Linked DNA regions of Homo sapiens: regions 1 and 3 are each linked to region 2. Evidence: chromatin loops called from intact Hi-C (ENCODE). Cell type or tissue: endothelial cell of umbilical vein. All regions are shown on one strand.

Region 1 (4,000 bases), 210 kb after region 2:
GGCAGTTTCTAAGGTATCTTGCAATTCTGATTTTTAAATTGCCAAATAATTTTATTTAGAAGGTGATTTTCTTTAGCAAAATTTAGTAAGTTTTATGATGGCCTGAAGCCAGGGGAAAGGCCTCCAGGGTCTCTTCCGGGGTGGGATTTGCCACCCAGTGGAGAACCCTGAGCAGAAGAGGGTAAGGGAGGCCAGGGTAGGTGTCCAGGATGGCAAGGGAGGCCAGGGTAGGTGTCCAGGATGGCAAGGGAGGCCAGGATAGGTGTCCAGGATGGCAAGGGAGGCCAGGGTAGGTGTCCAGGATGGCAAGGGAGGCCAGGGTAGGTGTCCAGGATGGCAAGGGAGGCCAGGGTAGGTGTCCAGGATGGCAAGGGAGGCCAGGGTAGGTGTCCAGGATGGCAAGGGTGGCCAGGATAGGTGTCCAGGATGGCAAGGGTGGCCGTGGAGTAGATCCAGCCTGTGGGACTCATTAGATAACCTCAGTTATCAGGAGCTTCTTTTGCATGAAAGGCTGTCTAGGGATCATTCAGCATTGGACAGGTCATGTCGAGGGATGAAAAGAGGTTGGTTAATGAGTACGTACATAGAGGTAGCTAGAAGAAATAAGTTCTAGTGTTTGATTGCACAGTAGAATAACTATTGTTAAGAATAATTTATCGTGTATTTCAAAGTAGCTAAAAGAGAAATGAGATGCTCCCAACTCAGAGAACTGATAAATGTTTGAGGTAAAGAACATTCTTGGCCACTCATTTTCAGTCTTTATTACAAACTTTGTTTCTTCAGATTGTCCCTTAAATATTGGCAAGATATACAATTTGTCCAGGTCCCAAAGCTAGAGGAGACAGAACCTGGACTCCACGCAATTTAACCATGCTCTCAACCCCACATTAAGCTCCCTTTCCAGGATGCCATCCTCAGCCTCTGCTATGGGCTGAATTTTGCCACCTAACCCCAACCAAAATTCAGATGTTGAAATGCTAACCCCCAGTACCTCAGAATGTGACCGTATTTGGAGATAAGTTATTTAAACAGGTGATTAATTTAAAATGACCATTAGGGTAGGGACCTATCCAATAGGACTGGTGTCCTCATGAGAAGAGGAAGAGACCCCAGGAGTACGTGCACACTGAGGAAAGGCCATGTGAGGACACAGGGAAAAGGCAGCCATCAGGCAGCCAAGATGAGGCTTCAGGAGAAACCAAACCTGTGGCGTCTTGATCTTGGATTTCCAGTCTGTGGTGCAGCAGGTACAGCAGCCCTAACCAGCTAAGCAGCCTTCGCCTCCCTTGTCCAGACCTCTTTGTTCACCTGCTGCTCCTCCCGAATCTCCCACCTTTGTTGATATGAGCTCCATGTACATTGTTGTCTTTGCCCCAAAACTGGGAAATCAGCCTAGAGTCCTGCCCTCGTCTTCCCTACAACACCAACAGTGAGCCCTGTCCTTCCCAGAGACATCAGTCAAATCCCTGTCTCCCTGTTCATCCCTATTATATCACCTGTGATTTGTAACCTTGTTATCTTAACCGGAAAAAGACTCCCAGTCAGTCTGTCTGCAGTGTAGACGCTTGATGGCACTTGTGTTTGTCAATCACACTTTGATGGGACAGAGTCTACACCACCATCCAGAAGGTAATCCTGCCCATGTATTCCTTTGTTCAGATTTCTTCACGATGAAATCTAACTTTGATACAACCCCTGCAGCACACCAACACCTTCATGATCTGACTCTGCTCCCGCCTCACATGGGTCCTGCCTCACATGGCCCTCACCTGACACCCCCTCTCCTCCCAGCACCGAGCCCCCTTCCCCGCTGTCAGATTCCCCGGATTTGTCAGTCGTCTATACTTTCTTACATGCTTTCCCCACGTTCTGAAGTCACCTTCTCCTTTGCCCATTTGTCCACTCTAGTTCCCGCCAGACTTTGAGGTCCTTCGTGTGAGGACTTTGTCCTTCCCTCTTGTTATTCTCACCACTTGTTTGCAGTAAGTTCCTCAAGAATGTTATGGAGTAAATAAACAAACATGTCCCAAAGGCCTTAGCTCAGTGCTTCTCTAAAGGCAGCAATCTTGCCCCCAGGGAACGTTTCCAATGTCTGGCGACAGTTTTTAGGGGGAGTGCACATATCTAATGGGTTGAGGCCGAGGATGCTGCTGAACATCCTCCGATACACAGGGCAACAATGAATGGTCCAAGCTAAAAGGCCAGTAGTGCCAAGTTTGAGAAACTCTGCCTTAGCTCCAGCCCTTACATAATCATCCTCAAGCCAAGCTCTCTGCTCCCCCAATCTGCTTGTGCCTTTATTGGAGCCCTTAGGAAATTCCTCTTTTTCCTTTTCCATATTCTTCATTAGATTGTGCTCCTGGAGGTCAGGAACGATGAATCACTCAGCTTTGTAGCTTCAGTGCCTGCACTGTGGCTCGGTAAGTAATAGTTGAGTAGAAGAATGGATAGGGAAAGAAAGGAGTAGGAGAAGAAGCTGATGGCATATTTCACCGCTTTATGTTTTAAACTTAGGTCAGCTCTGGATCTGTCTCTGTATCTGGTGGTTCTGGTTAGAAACAAAGAGAGGGGCCAAGTGGTGAGTAAACTGAGAACTATGTACAAAACCTATTGGGCAGGATACTAGTTTCAAACTGACAGGGCATAACTGGCGTGCATGTTCATTTTGTTACACATTTCTATTTGATAATGACCAGAGTTTACATAGAAGGTGGGAAGAATAATCATGTAAAGCACGTCTGTTCAATAAAAGATTCTTTAGTGATAGAAATGTTCTTTATCAGTGCTGTTCAATACAGTATCCCTGGCCACACATGTGTATTGAGCACTTGAGTGTGGCCTATGCACATGAAGAGCTCAGTTTTTAATTGTATCATTTTAATTGATATTATCTTAAATGGTCATATGTGGTCACTGGTTACCTTAGTGGGCAATGCATAGCTGAAGTCTGTTTTTTGGCTGACCCCACTACACATGATAGCTTGGCAGTGTTTTGTTAAGCTTACTATAGTTCATTTTGACCAGAGGAAGATAACACAAAGGTTTAAAAGAAAATGCAGCGGAGAAACGGTTCATCTTTCCAAGAAACCCTAGTGTTCTGAGTCACATCATGAGTAAATGGTGGACGGAAGGCAGGTTTAGCTGGGCAGTCATCAAAAATCATGAAGGGCAAGCAAGCCAGGTACCACACCCTCAGGCACTCCCCAAACTCGTTGCCCATCGGATAAAGTTAGTCCAAGTGCCAACTCCTGCCACAACAATGCCTTATAAGGACTCTTAAATCCTGTCTGACCTTTGAACAGGTTCAGAGTGTGCTGTGTTCAAATGGGAAGGAATATAAAGTAATTCTAGAAGATATCCAACCGGTTGATAAATTGTAGACCCTAAAGGGGGAAAAAGAACATCTTTTGTCTGGAATTTACTTTGAGGGGATGTGATTTTTGAGGGTAAGATTTTCAGTAGGTAATAAAGTAAAATCCCGTACCTCAACTAATAACTATTTCCTAAATGTCTGTTGCTTTAATCTTAGTGTCTATAGACAATGGGGCCATACCTAAGAGTACTTTTAGATTTAACCTCCAAACTCCATGGAGCTCAGTCTTTTGTATAAAACAGAATTTTTTAAAAAAATGATTGTATTACCATCCCATTTCTCTATAATGCTTTTGACAAAATATCCTGTGGTACTTGATTTACATTTATTCCCTTACTGGATATCTGATTGTGGAAATTAAAAAATAGGTATAACATCTCACTCTCTATGTAATAAGACACATTTAGGTGAAAATGAGATAAACGGGTGCTCTCACTTTGAAACTGTAAAGAAAGCACTAAACAGCATTTAAGATATTTAATACCAGTATTCATTATTGTTCTCTTAATGTTTTAATATTATGAAATGTTTTAATATTAAAATTAGGTGGTTACTTAAGGAAGGAATAATTTTCCATAACACTGTCCTAATAAATACCCCTATAATATAAAACATAAAATAAATACC
Region 2 (4,000 bases):
AAATAAATCATATGAAAATGGTTTGAATGTATCAGATTTCTATTTTTTGAAAAATGTCTAAGATCGAAGATGAGTGATTAGTAGGTATCACTTTTACTCTTTGAAAAATGGCAGAGTATGTTCCTAGTTTGGAAATGTTAATTTAAAGTGTAATCCACAGCGAATTTAGATTTGCTTTATTTATAAGAAACCGCACATCAAGCCTTGGTTTGGCATGTTACAGCTCCGTTAACAGTTTATCGTTAAGAGACTGATTCTTTAGAAAATGTTGCACCCTGAAAGGTTAGCTCAACTTGTGTACGGTTCTAGTGTTGATAATTAAAGTGAAATGTTTGCCAGAGAAGAGGAGTATTGTGTTGATAGCAATTATGCAGTTATTCTAAATGGGAGCTGATAGAGAAGAGGCAGCAGTTTCGCACTTCTTATGCTGTTTGGTATATCAGGGTAAAAAAACCTGTTCCTGAGTTTCTTTTCTACTCCCATTCCATATATTTCATTGGTGCCAGGTTTTTATTTTTTTAGTATATAACAGTAAAGTCTTTTAGAAATTAGTGGTATTGACAAAATAAACCTTTTAGGACATTCTTCAAGACTGTCAACCCACATTATTAGTACTGATGGTAAATAACCAGTCTTTACCCTGAGTGCATGGATTAATTGTTACATGGTGTAGGGGACAGGGTTTTTTTGTTTGTTGTAACATTCCCATATGGCTCACACTAGAGTGCCTTTCTATTTGTTTGTTTGACACTAACTTATCTTAGGACAATTCAGAGCCAGTATGGTCAGTCCTAAAGGGGAGGCTGAGAGGCTCTTTAGTGTGGTCTGATACATTTCTCCATCTTCCCTAGAGAAGAAGTGTTTGAATATTTGACAGAAGTTAGTCGATTATTATGTCACAATATTTGAGTTATTGGTTGTTTACATAATGTGTGTAAATAATTTTTTCATCTGTTTGCTTTGCATTTGCTTTATATTAAATATTAGGAAAGTGTTTTGGTTTAGTGATCATTTCTTTTTTTTTTTTTTTTTTTTTTTGAGACGGAGTCTCGCTCTGTCACCCAGGCTGGAGTGCAGTGGCGTGATCTCCGCTCACTGCAAGCTCCGCCTCCCGGGTTCACGCCATTCTCCAGCCTCAGCCTCCCGAGTCGCTGGGACTACAGGTGCCTGCCACCACACCTGGCTAATTTTTTGTGTTTTTGGTAGAGACGGGGTTTCACCATGTTAGCCAGGATGGTCTCGATCTCCTGACTTTGTGATCTGCCCGCCTCAGCCTCCCAAAGTGCTGGGATTATAGGCGTGAGCCACCGCACCCGGTTAGGTTTAGTGATCATTTCACTCTATCATTTGGCAAGATATTTAGATTGCAATTTAGCAAAAATTAATTTATCTTATTGGAATTATTTACTTAAGTGACTTAAAATTTCAACTTTTGTTTTTCAAGCATAAGTTCATCAAATTTGCCAAATTAAAATTTATCAGCAGCAATAATGGAAAAAATCTATTGGTTATGTTCAATAATATTATGTTAAATAATGTAACTTCAGTCATTTTTCAGTTTTATAAATTTGCTTCACAGAGAAAGAAATGGAAATTTCCAATAAGCTTTACGTTTGTGTAGGGAAGCAAATTATCCCTAAAGCTTCCTTCTTCATCCCTCTAGATTAGAGACATGATTGTTTTTGAAACTGAGGAAGTTTCTGGTGTGTTTAAGAATGTTGTGCTCTTTTATACACATAGATGGCAGCAAAGAATTAGACAAAGGAAGTGAACCTTGCAGTTGTAGTGAAAGATGAGTGACAGTACAAACTGACTCCATCAGCATAGCTGCCTGTGTCTCATACTTAAACATAAAATAAGAAAGAAAGCTACTATTGATAACACAAGAATATAGGAGAACGAAGAAGGCTCTGAGAAGCTGTAATACACTGAATTTCTGGACAAATCCCAGGTGGGGAAGCTTAATCTTTTAAGGTATGTCATCCACTCCTGTAAGATGATTGAAATCAGCTAAGATAATATGCATGTCAAAATAAAGAGACAGTGAAGGGCTGAGGGGCAGTAGGGCCAGAGGGAAGTAAAAGAGAAACCACGCACAAGTTGCAGCGGCAAGCAATAGCCTGCTGCCTGCGGGCACTGTGGAGTTTGGCCTGCATGTCTCCTCTTTAGTTAAGCAAGTTACAAAGAGGAAATGTCAGTCCACGAATCAGGCAAACATTCCCTGGGAACGTTTGCTCAAATGTCAGCATTTTAGAAAATAGAACTGTAGTCTATTATGGTTCAGTCCCCATACTGGGTTTGCTGTTAAGTGCACAAGCACAAATATATTGCTTAAGAATGCATTTGCTATTAACAAGTCATTTTATGTCTTAATTAACATTCCTAAATAATGACATAATCACTATAAAAGATGACAGTCATCATTATAATTAATATTTAATATGTGTGTGCTTCCGAGGACCTTTCTGTGGCTTCTCACAAATTTCCAAGGTAATTTTCAAGTTTTAGAATTGCATTTGGTGAGATCACAGTCATGAGGATCTAATGAAGTAGAATCATATTTAGTAGAAACTGAGATTCGGAAGTGAGTTGTAGAAAAGCAATTTGTAACATGTCCTTAACAATCCCATCACCTCAGTATCTTACTAATTATAAACGAAATAAGGGCTTCTTAATGCCACTAGAGTAATGCTAACATTGTTTAGGAAAACATTTCTCCTACCCTCTATTTTTTTTCTGGTCTACTCTCAGGAATTTTAGTACCACAGACTAATCTCTGGGTCACAAAATTTATTCTAAAGGTGTGTATAACAACGTGCTTAAAAGCAGTATCTGGCAAGTCTCTCTTGTGACAGCAACGTTATTTCTGACATAATTATTTTCTTAGTAAATTTGATATCTTAACAACCCCTTCCCTCATTTCTGAGTTCAAAAAATAACACTTAATATAATTTATTTCTCATACTTAATAAAAGCTTACTTGAGAGCATATTGCCATTCATCCTCTAGCTGCTTCCCCCAAATGAGGTTAGAAGGGAATGCGGTTTGCGAGGGTATAAGGTGGTTTCCAGCATCGTACGCTGTGTACTGTAATGGGCCTCAATGTTGTTTTAATGAAGCATTAAACATATTCTGGCTGTTGCTTGTTACTTATTAATGATTAATTGGTTATACTCTGTCATATCAGTAGAAAAAGAAGATATGTATGTAGTTTTTCTGTTTTAAGCAGTCTACTGTGTTAACTTCAGTTTGTATGCACAGATATTATCTGTGTTACCCTAATATTTTTAGTAGTGTAGGCGGTTTGAAAACAAGGACAAAGAAAATTCTGATGTCTAAACACATAATCTTGCAATTTTGTGAATTTTTAATTTAATTAAATGGAATTTTATAAGTTGAACTTTCATTATCATATATTTCTTAAAACCAGGGTGTAAGATAATTGAATTAGTCACAATTACATAAACATTTCTTTATAGGTCATTTTTGAGATAGCAAATGGGTTTTAGATTAAAAGGTTGTTTAAAAACAGCTTTTAATCAGAATATAATATGTTTTGCAGGTGACTGCGTACTTTTTCTTTTACACTTTTAGCCCCTCTTTGGCAGGCATTAGATTTAGACTGTGACTTTCTTAATGCAATAACATCGTGCAGATTATTTATGTGACCTTTTCACTGCCACGGTTTTCATTAAACGGACAGTATTGCAACACCATTTCCTTCAATTGCTTGGTTTCAAAAGAATCGTGTCTCAAGCAGGCAAATCTAAGTGATTTGTGTTGCTTACTAACTGAAGAATATTGTTTTAAAACTTTTTTTAAAAACCAGCATATTAATTTTCTTCATATTAGCACTAGAACATTTATTTTCCTTGACAATATTTTATAAATATTTTGCATGAATAATTAAATGTTGGATAATTAATAACATTTTTTTCAATTTGCTTATAATTTTTAAATGGGCTTTTAAAAATGATACACTTTATAGTTTTTGATGCCC
Region 3 (4,000 bases), 320 kb after region 2:
TGACTAGATTGAAGGTTAGCCCTAAATTAGAGGTTTGTGAAAAAGGAGAATTCTGACAGAAGCTCTTTTTCTCTTACCTGAAGTAATGAAGTCATCACCTGCAGGTCTTATTGTTCCCCTTCCATTGCTAGTGTAATATCAGAAACTACCTCTTTCTTGTAACTATTTCCAGGCAGATCTTCCCAGACATTTCTGCCAGGAAACCCCAGGATAGTAAAGCCTGTGAATGAATTGATGCATACCTCTTAGGAACCAACAAAATGCCCCCAGAATTAAGCCATTCATGTGCTACTGCCTCCCTTTAACTCTTGTCCCATTGCTTTTTAATTTTGAAGAAATTGAAGAATCTATTGGAGTACACAGTACGCGTAAGACATCCTTTACCTGTGCAATTCTGCCCTGCATTCTTTAAGCCTGCCTGTTCCTCCACCTCCCTGGTCTGAACTCTGGATCGCCCTCCCGACTGTGGCCTTGGTCGGCTCCCAGTCTTTGCCTCTGTCTCCCTTACTTGTGACTCATGGTTTCCTCTCTGTGCCTGTTTCTGGCTTGCTTGCCAAGCCTTTCCTCATTGCCTGTCTAACCTCCACATGTTAATATTCCAATTTGACATCTGGGCGACTGAGAGCAAGGGTGAGCAACCTGCCAAGGCTGCACGGTGGGCAGTGGCAGGTCTGGGCTCCCAGTCTGCCTGTCTCGGGTTGCCTTCTCCACACTCTCCCATGCCACCTCCCACTAGCCGCACCTCCAGCACCAGGCGGAGGTCCACATTTCAGTCCTGTACACACTCCTCTTTGAAAAATGATGCATTTGCCAGCAAAACCTTAGGGTTAAAAAGTTTACAAAAGTGTGTGTGTCCCACAAAAAATATTCCAAACAAAATCCCCTCTTTTCTGTATTTACGCATTTCAGGCAGCTTATGAAATTGATGTGGGCTTTGTTTCTACTCTGCAGTCTGAATTCTGTCTTTGGTGTCCAGGAAAATGTTTTTATACCTTCTTCACATTAAAAATGTTTCAAGTATCCAGGACTTGTTCGCTCTCCTTTTTCATGTATTTAGATGAAGAGACTTTGCATATTAATTTTGTTGTTTAAAAAAGAGTCAAACCAATTGATACTAAAATTAAAAAGCTAACAATTTAGATCCAACAGAACATTTCAAGATCTGTTTTTTCCCTTACTGTAAGTGAAATTCCCATTAATGGCAGCCAGGCCTGAACACCGATAGTGAATGGGGCCTCTCGTGTTCTGAGATGGACTTATCACATGGTTAGCAGCTGGGATTTATGTGGAGACTCATTAAATAAAACAGCAGTGGCAGCTACCTCCTGCTGTAGTACACTTGGAGGTACAGTACCTGAATTTTTCCAATCCTAGCTGGTCCTTTATACTTTGTTTTATGTCTCGCTCATTTTTCTGACTGGTCTTGACATTTTCTGACCTCACAGTGCTTTTATTATTATTTTTATTGCTACTAGAACAATGATAACTCATGACTCTGATTTATATGATGGCAGCTTAGCCAGGGGAGAGATTAAGGCATACCCAAAAACATGCAGTAAATGTTCAAGTCTATTAGCCTTTCGCTTTTATTAAGTGGGAAACTTTAGTTTTGTTTTGACACAGATGAGTCTGGAGAGTCATGAGTGGCTGCGGGGCTGAGCTTGCTGATGGGCCCTTGGCTGTGGGTACGCGCTGGCAGAGTGGCGCGAGGCTGTAGGTACGTGTGAGGTGGCTCATGGTCACAATCCTGCAGTCAGCTCACTCACTTCCGTTGTACATTTTGAGTAACTGGTAGTCATTCTTTTGTTCTTTTCTTTTCCACTGTAATCATAGTTTTCAACTTACTGCAGTGATAAAAAAAAAAACCACAAATTACTGACAGATTTCCTTGATTTTAATAATTTCGCTATACAACTGTCTCATTTAGGAGATGCCACAGCTCCTGCTCTCATAACCAAAACCAGGCTCCTGGGAGTGTGGGCAGCATTGCTTCGAGCTTCCAGGCCCAGAGACTTTTTCAGGCCTCTGTTGTGCTCAGTCTGTAGGGAGGAGACTGCCCAGCGCCACTCCAGGTAGTGCCTGAACCATCACAAACTCAGGGCCAGAGTTCAGTTCATTTGGCCCCAGTGTGTGGCCCCAGCCTGGGATGCTGAGGTCCCCTCCTGCCCATGAAGCCTCTGCTATGCTTGCTCAGGCTGTGCGAGGGGCTTGTCTTAAGTCTTTGCATCCTATTCCCAGAGACTGGAGTCCCACTCTTTCCCTGGCCTGCTGGCCTTGGTTCTTACTGGTGCTTGCCCATAGCCAACCCTGCTTCCTGTGCTGCTTCCCTCAGCCGAGGCTCTAGACCTCCTGGATGCTTTTTACTGAGGCATTGCATTTCCATCTTTCTGGATCACAGTTATCAACCTCATTGATGGCTGCAATTTAATGAATTTTGGTGATGAACTGAATTGAACTGTAAATGATAAAACATTTTCATGGAGTTATTAAAATCACATCATTCTGCATAGATTATATGACCTTGAGCTTCACTAGAAAGACTTTCCAAGACCTTCACCGTCTCCAAATTCTCGGACGGCACTGGAATATCACGCTGAAGCAGCAGCACGCTGGTTTTACGTGAATTTTTTTTTCCTTTACCGCTGTCATATTTAACATCTCACTCCTTAATATTTCAGATTTCTGACTAAGAACCATCTCTGCTGAGCCTCTTCTCCTCCTCCATCAGCACTTGCATTGGAATTTATTTCCAGGAGCATTTTTCACAAAGGAAATGTCATCCCTTCTTGGGAGTAAGAGGGTGCTGAATGGTGCGCAGAAAATGAGCACTGCTGAAGCTCACAGAGATGAGCTCTACCAAGCCACTATGGCAGATTATGCTCTAAATACGACCACATTGGAGTCCCACATGCTCTTCCAGAGCCTTGCTACCCCCATCAGGAGATGGAGCCTCCTTCCCTGCCGAGGATGCTGGGCAGGATGGTCATGGCTGCCCAGATGAAGAGAAGACAGGGCTGGTGCTGAGGCAGGTCGTGGCAGGCAACACTGCCCCACCTGACTTGCTCTCGTGGGATCTAGTCATTGTCCTGGGAGGATGCCCAAGGGGGCCCACGTGGCGAGGGCTGCGTAGAAGGGCCTGGAGGTCAGCACTGACCTCCAGACATAGGAGTGAACGGCCTTTCCAACAAGTACAGCTGCCAGCTGTGGAATCTCCCAGCTCAGGCCCCAGACAACACCTCTGTCCAAATTGCGGGCCCAAAGAATTCATGACCATAGGAAATGGTGGTCTTAAGCTACCAAGTTTTAAGGCAATTTGTTCTTGCTACTTGTTAGAATTTTTCTTGACCTACCATCTAGAGCTCTTTTTTATTTTTTACATTCCATGCTGAAGATTTATTAAGAGCACAAATAAAAACACGTTTTTATTTTGTTTTTCAATTACTAACCACCTAGATTTGTTATAGCAAGACAAAGAGCTTCATGAATTATATACATAACCCTGTTTAGGTAATATAACTCTCTGTTAGAAAATAATGGGTCAACTTCTTAGACTTTGAGGTGTTACTATAGCTTTATCCAGCAGTTTTATGTTGATTCTTGCCCTGTTAGACTAAAAAGCCACCTTTTATCCTTTCTTTGAGAAAAATTTGTTATAGCACAGATTGTTTCTGCATCAGAACTATTCTTGAAAATTCTCTAAGTAACTTTTTCTTCATATTTTATGAATAGTAATGTTCAAAACTAATTGTGCAGTAGTTCAATTAATTGTGCAATTGTTGGTGTTCTGCAGTGCTCCCTCAGTCAGATCCGCAAAGGCATAACAGTTGTAGCTTGGAGAATGACATCAGTGCACTTTACACATAAGCAAAGGAAGGAAGCTTGCTGCTGGGTGGTCAGCCTTAGTTCAGTGTTCCATCCAAAAGAAGCATGAGCCAGCCACACTGTGAAGCATGGGAAAATGGTTTTATTCTTTTCTGCAGTCTCTAGAAGAAGTGGCATA

The links. Peaks named below come from ENCODE experiments on the same cell type or tissue, not always from the same donor. Only the 100,000 strongest peaks of a DNase experiment are listed, where the experiment ranks them.
Region 1: a loop joins it to region 2, with 4 times the contacts of the local background. A loop is called at or near these places in 9 of 110 quality-filtered maps.
Region 3: a loop joins it to region 2, with 6 times the contacts of the local background. A loop is called at or near these places in 5 of 110 quality-filtered maps.

The regions. Positions count from the first base shown.
Region 1 is chr6:1,894,360-1,898,359 of GRCh38, reverse strand. The region is part of intron 7 of GMDS (GDP-mannose 4,6-dehydratase); the gene reads left to right. Among named protein-coding and RNA genes, the nearest start is that of FOXC1, 290 kb to the right of the region's middle. In endothelial cell of umbilical vein, no CTCF peak of the experiment used is centred here; a DNase peak (open chromatin) is centred at 2,369.
Region 2 is chr6:2,102,220-2,106,219 of GRCh38, reverse strand. All of the region lies in intron 4 of GMDS (GDP-mannose 4,6-dehydratase), which reads left to right. Among named protein-coding and RNA genes, the nearest start is that of GMDS, 140 kb to the left of the region's middle. In endothelial cell of umbilical vein, a CTCF peak has its summit at 1,740; DNase peaks (open chromatin) are centred at 1,849, 2,169, 3,019 and 3,669; H3K27ac peaks cover 643 bases.
Region 3 is chr6:1,784,665-1,788,664 of GRCh38, reverse strand. All of the region lies in intron 7 of GMDS (GDP-mannose 4,6-dehydratase), which reads left to right. Among named protein-coding and RNA genes, the nearest start is that of FOXC1, 180 kb to the right of the region's middle. RefSeq lists an enhancer at 1,811-1,880. In endothelial cell of umbilical vein, no CTCF peak of the experiment used is centred here; DNase peaks (open chromatin) are centred at 534, 1,214, 1,674 and 3,894; H3K27ac peaks cover 2,580 bases.